2 separate regions of the Mus musculus genome follow, and region 2 is linked to region 1. Evidence: chromatin loops called from intact Hi-C (ENCODE). Cell type or tissue: left cerebral cortex. All regions are shown on one strand. Each heading gives the region's core, and the rest is flanking DNA. Links, peaks and the distances in the headings are about the cores only.

Region 1 (2,912 bases), core at 297-2,796:
CCCTTGAATCAAGATGTGCAGGGAGGATGCTCAAAGTCGACAAGGACCTACAAAAGCAGGGGGTCAGCACAAACAGATTGCGGACCAACTGATGGAGCTCTGTAGTCAGCAGACACTGCTGGAGAAAGGACGGGGTTTCAGAGCAGAAACAGAAAAAAAAAAAAACAAATAAAATAAAACTAAGCAAAAGCAAAAGATAGGGGCCAAAAGAACCAAGTTATCAGCCTGGCTGCCCGTGACCCTGGACGGCAGCTTTGACCCTGGACGACGGCATCTTACGAGTGCCAGGACAGAGCCTGATGGCTGATTTTTTCTTCTTTCTTTTGTAACACAGGGTCTCACTATACATACAGTCTTGCTGGTCTAGAACTCACTACGTAGACCAGGCTGGTCTCAGAGATCTGCCTGCCTCTGCCTCCTGAGAGTGAGTGTTTAAAGGCGAGTGCCCAGCTTTGTCCTTTTTAAAAAACATTAAACAGCCTGCTTGCTGTTTTCAGCATGGACTCACAATGTGTGCAGTGTGTCTCCACCACCTGAGAAAGAAATCCCAGCCAGGCAGCAACGGCTCCACAGCCTCTAATGGTCCCTGCAGCCCCTGTGATGGGCAATTTGCTTTTTATGTACACACTTCCCCATAAATGGAAAAGAAATCAGTGTTTTTTAAAAATGTCTGACTTAGTGTAATTTTTTGTTGTTTTTAAATGCCAGGGTCATCCTGTGTAGCCCGGGCTGGCTTCAAACTTGCGATTTCCCAGCTTCACTCCGTAGAACGGCAGAATTACTGGCCTGTGACAACATCCCCAACAATGCAACAATCTTAAGCTCATTACAATGTAGGATATACTGGTATTTCACATTTTTTAAAAGCCGAATAACATCCTCTTCCCCAATACATAATGGACAGCCACCTCTGCATCCATGTGTGCAGCAAAGCCCAGAGCTGTATTTAGTTCTTAAAGGGAAAGGTGCTCATTGTTAACACTGTCCACCCACTCTGGGGAATTCATGTGTGACAAGCCTGTTTTTAAGTAGTAAGGGCCAACAAACCAACCTGCCACACAGAAGCCTTTAGTAAAACAGAGAAATACTGGCCCAAGCTCAGATGGGAACTGGCAGGAAACGAAGCGAGTCGCTCTGAGTTAAGGCAGTTTGAGATTACGAAGTAGATCAAAGCTGCAAGAATCTGGAAAGAGAAGTTGCTTTTCCCAGGACTGATCAGCCCGGCAATAATTAAAATCCCTGTGTGGCAGCATAGGTCCATTCTGCTCACCATTCCTCAGGGGAAAGGCCAGCTCACCCACCATGTGGATCCCTCAAGCAAATGCAGGCTGCAGCCTATATCCTTGAGATAAGTGCAATGTGCTTTCAAGAGGCCAGCATTTAGACTGCAGCTCCTCCCAAAATCAACAGGAAAATGAAAACAGGCTCCATGGGGACAAGGCAATACACTGATCAAGCCTGACACCTGCTGGCCGAGGAAGACAGCCCAGTGCCTCAGTTTAAATTAATTTTTTTTTTCTCAAGACAAGGTTTCTTTGTGTATCCCTGGCTGTACTGGAACTTGCTCTGTGGACCAGGCTGGCCTTGAATTTATAGAGATCTGCCTGCCTCTGCCTCCCAGGTGCTGGGATTAAAGGCACCTTGTTTTTAAGTTATTATATTTTTAATCCCCAAATTAGCAACTCCTCTCCTCTGCCCCCATTCCAAACAAAGCAGCATCTTCATGTTTACTCAGTGATGGGATGGAGGGGGTTGCTATGACAACGTGCCACTGCCTCAGGTCAAGGAAGAAAAGGACTAGAGTACACAGCAGGGTGTACACACCCTCCCTCTATCCCTCCCTCAACCACCTTCTTTCCTTGCCTGCCTTTTCTTCCCTTCGTCCTTCCCTTCTTTAATCGTCTGAATCCACTTTTACTGTTTTCCATCTTTCCCTCTTTAGTTTTGCATACAGAGACCAAATTTCCTTATGTTGTTTTTATACATGGGTGTCATTTCATGCCTTCTGCCCTGCTGCCTACCCAACTCGTGCTGAGATTCCAAACCTTCTTAACATCGTCTCCATCTCTACATTTTTGTCACACATATGCCTACATTCTCTTTTTTCTCCTGTCTTTCCTTTTGAGATGTCTTCCTTCCCTCCCATGACAACCCCCCCCCCCCAACACACACAGAAACAACTTTAAACTGCGTATAGCAAGGGGAGATGTGATATTTGTCTGAGTCTCGGGGATTTTGCTTATCTAATGCTCTTCTACGGCATCTATTTATACCATCCTTCCATCTGTATGTCTGCTACATGCAAAAGCTCTTATTCACTGTTTCCTAGGTGAATGTTAAAGGACATAATATTTAATAAGTGAGAGAAAGGAATTCTTTTGTCTCTATCACAAATGGCTTTTTAAATTACTCAAAAGCAAACAAACAAACAAAATCTGAACCATGTTTGATAGATTTGGAAACAGAGAGAGATTCAGGATGAAAAAACTGAAGTAGAAAATAACATCTACAAAAAGGCAGAAGCTGTGCTGGCTCGGCAAATACCGGCATCTGCTGTTATTTCTGAGTCCAATCCAAAGGAGGCACAGGGCAGGAGAGAGCGGATTTCTTCCAGTGGTCCTTGACCTCCACAAATGTGCCACTGTCTGTTCATACATACGTATGTATGCACACATAGAAAATAAATACGTCTACAAGATTTTAAAAGGCAGAGAGACCATGCAAAGCTGAAAGCGGTAAGTTCGTTAAAGCAGAGCTGAGGCTGTGCACTGTCAGTCTGGGCGGGCACTCCACTTACTTGAGAACAGCAATCTCCTGGACTGTGATTGCCCTTTTGTCTTTGGTTCCCATATAGGAGAATATGTTTGGCTTTACCCTGATGAGACACAAACACAGCAATGTGAAGTCACATA
Region 2 (2,912 bases), core at 202-2,701, 250 kb before region 1:
TTAAGATTGTAAATTATATAATACTCAGCTAAAATATGTCTTCATAAATAGTTACAGAACCTGCCAAAACACAAAAGGGAAAGTATTTTTCGTTCAAAAAAAAAAAAAGACATTTGAATGTCACACAACACAAGAAACAATGCTTAGAGACATGTTATTGTTTCCAGAAGAAAATGGCCAGTAAACTACTTAGCTGAAGACAAAGACCAGCCTTCCCCAGGACCATGGTGCACAGGAAGCAAAGTGTCAAACAACAGTACCTCAAAGCACTACAAAGGTCTGAGGGTGGAGCCAGCTCACTGGTAATCCTGTTAAAGAATGAGAGCCACTGTGTAGGTCCAATGTACTGGGAGAAATTTGCTAGCTCAGAATGCTATATTTGTAGAATCTGCTAAGAATTCAACCAAGGATGTCGAAGGCATTCGCCAGCTGAGGCTCGTTTTTCTGGAACCATCTCTAACATTGGGATCAGGAAATCTGTAAATTGTGCAGCATCTTCATGGGGCCAGCCATACTTTTCCACAAGTACATCAAAGAGGCTCCAGGGCTTCAGCTTGGTGATGTGCCGCAGTTCTCCTGGAGAGAGAGAAGTACAGCATCAGAGACGCTCCACGAGTGCACATCTCAGGATGACCTGAGCCAGACAGGCTTCTTCTCACTGCAGCAGACATTTTACCTCTCAAACCATTGGCTACAACAAAGAACGCTAGCTTTTCTCCCCTAAGCAAGTCTCATTGAAGAGCTAAGGGTCAAGTCGAAGCACGCTAGGTGAGTGTAAATGGGTTACGTCTGAACAAATAAATCAGCTCTGTGCTTCTTGAGCTGCAAAAGCACTGAGAGTGTCTGCTTCCCACTGGAGAGCTGCTCACACTCCAGCTTCGTGGTGCCGCCGCCATCTGTAAACTGGCTTAGGATACCTGGATGATGCAGGCTATTTGAAGTTGTTGCTGTGTTTTCACATGTGCTTCTACCTCAATGCAAATCTAACTTTTTCTGATGGTGCACATGTCCTTTTGAACTGTGCTGTCCACTGGCTCCACAGGGCTAACAGGCACACGGTTAGTACACCTACAGAGCATAGGAACTCTACTTTGTCTAAATTTAAGAAATAGCCTCAAGCAGCTACTAGCAACCCAAAACAACGAATTTTTATCTCTATTCATTTATAGTAAAATATGACCTCAAGGACAGTTTTTTATAAAACCTTAAAATGTTCTAATGTGGGGGGGAAAGAGGGGTGGGGAGAAGCAGTGGTGGTACACGCCTTTAATCCCAGCACTCAGGAGGCAGAGGCAGGCGGATTTCTGAGTTCGAGGCCAGCCTGGTCTACAAAGTGAGTTCCAGGACAGCCAGGGCTACAGAGAAACCCTGTCTCGAAAAACAAAAACAAACAAACAACACAAACAAACCAAAATCAAAAGAGCACTCCTTGCTCTTACAGGATCCTGGCTCGGTCCCCAATATCCACCTGGTGGTTAAGAATCATCTGCAACTCCAATTTCAGGAGATCCGATTCCCTTTTTTGATGTCTGCAGGCATCAGGCACATATACGATGCACTCACAGAAAATAAATCCTAAAGCCAGCTACAGCATGGACACAGCCTATGGTGACCACTGTTTTCTGCTGCAGCTCTCTGGTCTCCGCCTGCGCACTGCTCTGGTACTGCCTGCCTCAGCCAGAGTGCGCAAGTAGGCATGCTCAAATTGCTCCGGGCTCTTTTCTTTGTTTCCTCTTTCATTGTTTCAGAGTCAACCTACACACAGAGCTTCAAGGGAGGACCATGCCCACCCCTCCAAGAGATTCCAAAGACAGTACACCCTCAGAGGCTTCTGTTCATGTTCCTAAAGCTCTGTCATACCCAGGCTGTGCAGTTGTAAAACTGAAATGATGGGGAAATCTTGAATCTTTTAAAATGTGAAACCCATACATTGAGCGGAACAGGGCCAGCACCAAGCCTGTGAGCTCCAGTGATCGGATCCTATACCAACAGGGCTGCACAGAAGGTCAGATTTAAAACAACCTCCAATATGGAATACAGAGGAGATTAGGATCACACTGTAATTTTGAGGCCAGCCATCTAGGATGTGTACAAGACCCTGGGATGATGTCAGCAAGGAGCTACAGTATTTCTTTAAAACTCACTTCCTATAAGCCCACGCTCCGTGTGCAAGGTCTCCTCGCAATCTTACCTCACCTCAGAGGATTAGGGTGCTGGCCCTCACATCAGAAGTCTATACTGTCTCATGGAAACTTCTTTACTGCACTCTGACATTTTCAATTGAATTTCATTAAATGTTTAAAGGTTTTTATTAATATGTGTCTTATGTGTGTGAGCGGTTTGCTTGCATACATAATTGTGCACCACACGCGTGCCTGGGGCCCCTGGAGACCAGATGAGTGTGTTGAATTCCCTGGAACGTCAATTACAGTTGTGAGCCACCACGTTGGTGCTAGGAATTAAACACAGGTCCTCCACAAGAGCACCAAGTGCTCTCAACCCTTCCAGCATCTTAATAAAGAAATCTGTACATGTCTGTTTTGTTTGTGTAGAAACATGTATACCATGCACACGGAAGTCAGGAAACTGTGGGTGTCGTCTTCTACCTGGTTCCTGGGGGTTAAACTCAGGTCATGGACCCTGCCTGCAGCACATTCTCCCTGCTGACCAATTGAAGGCCTGGATTAATTAATTAATTAATTAACTAAGTCTTAGGAGCTAAGCTGTGTAGCTGGTCTTTGCTGCTTTGTGGGTTCTTCTCTTCTCTACCCTTCACTGCCCCCCCCCATTTTACCCCCAGTTACTAGATATAAGAGAGAGAACAACAGAGGGGAGAGGAGAAGGGAAAGGGGGTGATGGGGGGTGACAGTTTGATTGATTCTTGAATCTAATTTCTTTCCTTTTGTTTCTTC

The links. A loop is a pair of places that touch in the nucleus more often than their neighbours do. Peaks named below come from ENCODE experiments on the same cell type or tissue, not always from the same donor. Only the 100,000 strongest peaks of a DNase experiment are listed, where the experiment ranks them.
Region 2: it touches region 1 in a loop (2.7-fold over the local background); 7 of 42 quality-filtered maps call a loop at or near these places.

The regions. Positions count from the first base shown.
Region 1 is chr5:23,757,425-23,760,336 of GRCm38, forward strand. Pus7 (pseudouridylate synthase 7) reads right to left here. Exons shown (of 16, transcript NM_178403.5): 7 at 2,798-2,875. Among named protein-coding and RNA genes, the nearest start is that of Pus7, 25 kb to the right of the region's middle. In left cerebral cortex, for the core only: a CTCF peak has its summit at 1,471 (motif pointing left); DNase peaks (open chromatin) are centred at 1,049, 1,465, 2,011 and 2,701; H3K27ac peaks cover 838 bases.
Region 2 is chr5:23,507,145-23,510,056 of GRCm38, forward strand. It overlaps Srpk2 (serine/arginine-rich protein specific kinase 2), which reads right to left. Exons shown (of 16, transcript NM_001359173.1): 16 at 1-576. The coding sequence ends at 392. Among named protein-coding and RNA genes, the nearest start is that of Kmt2e, 74 kb to the left of the region's middle. In left cerebral cortex, for the core only: a CTCF peak has its summit at 1,499; DNase peaks (open chromatin) are centred at 363 and 1,701; H3K27ac peaks cover 262 bases.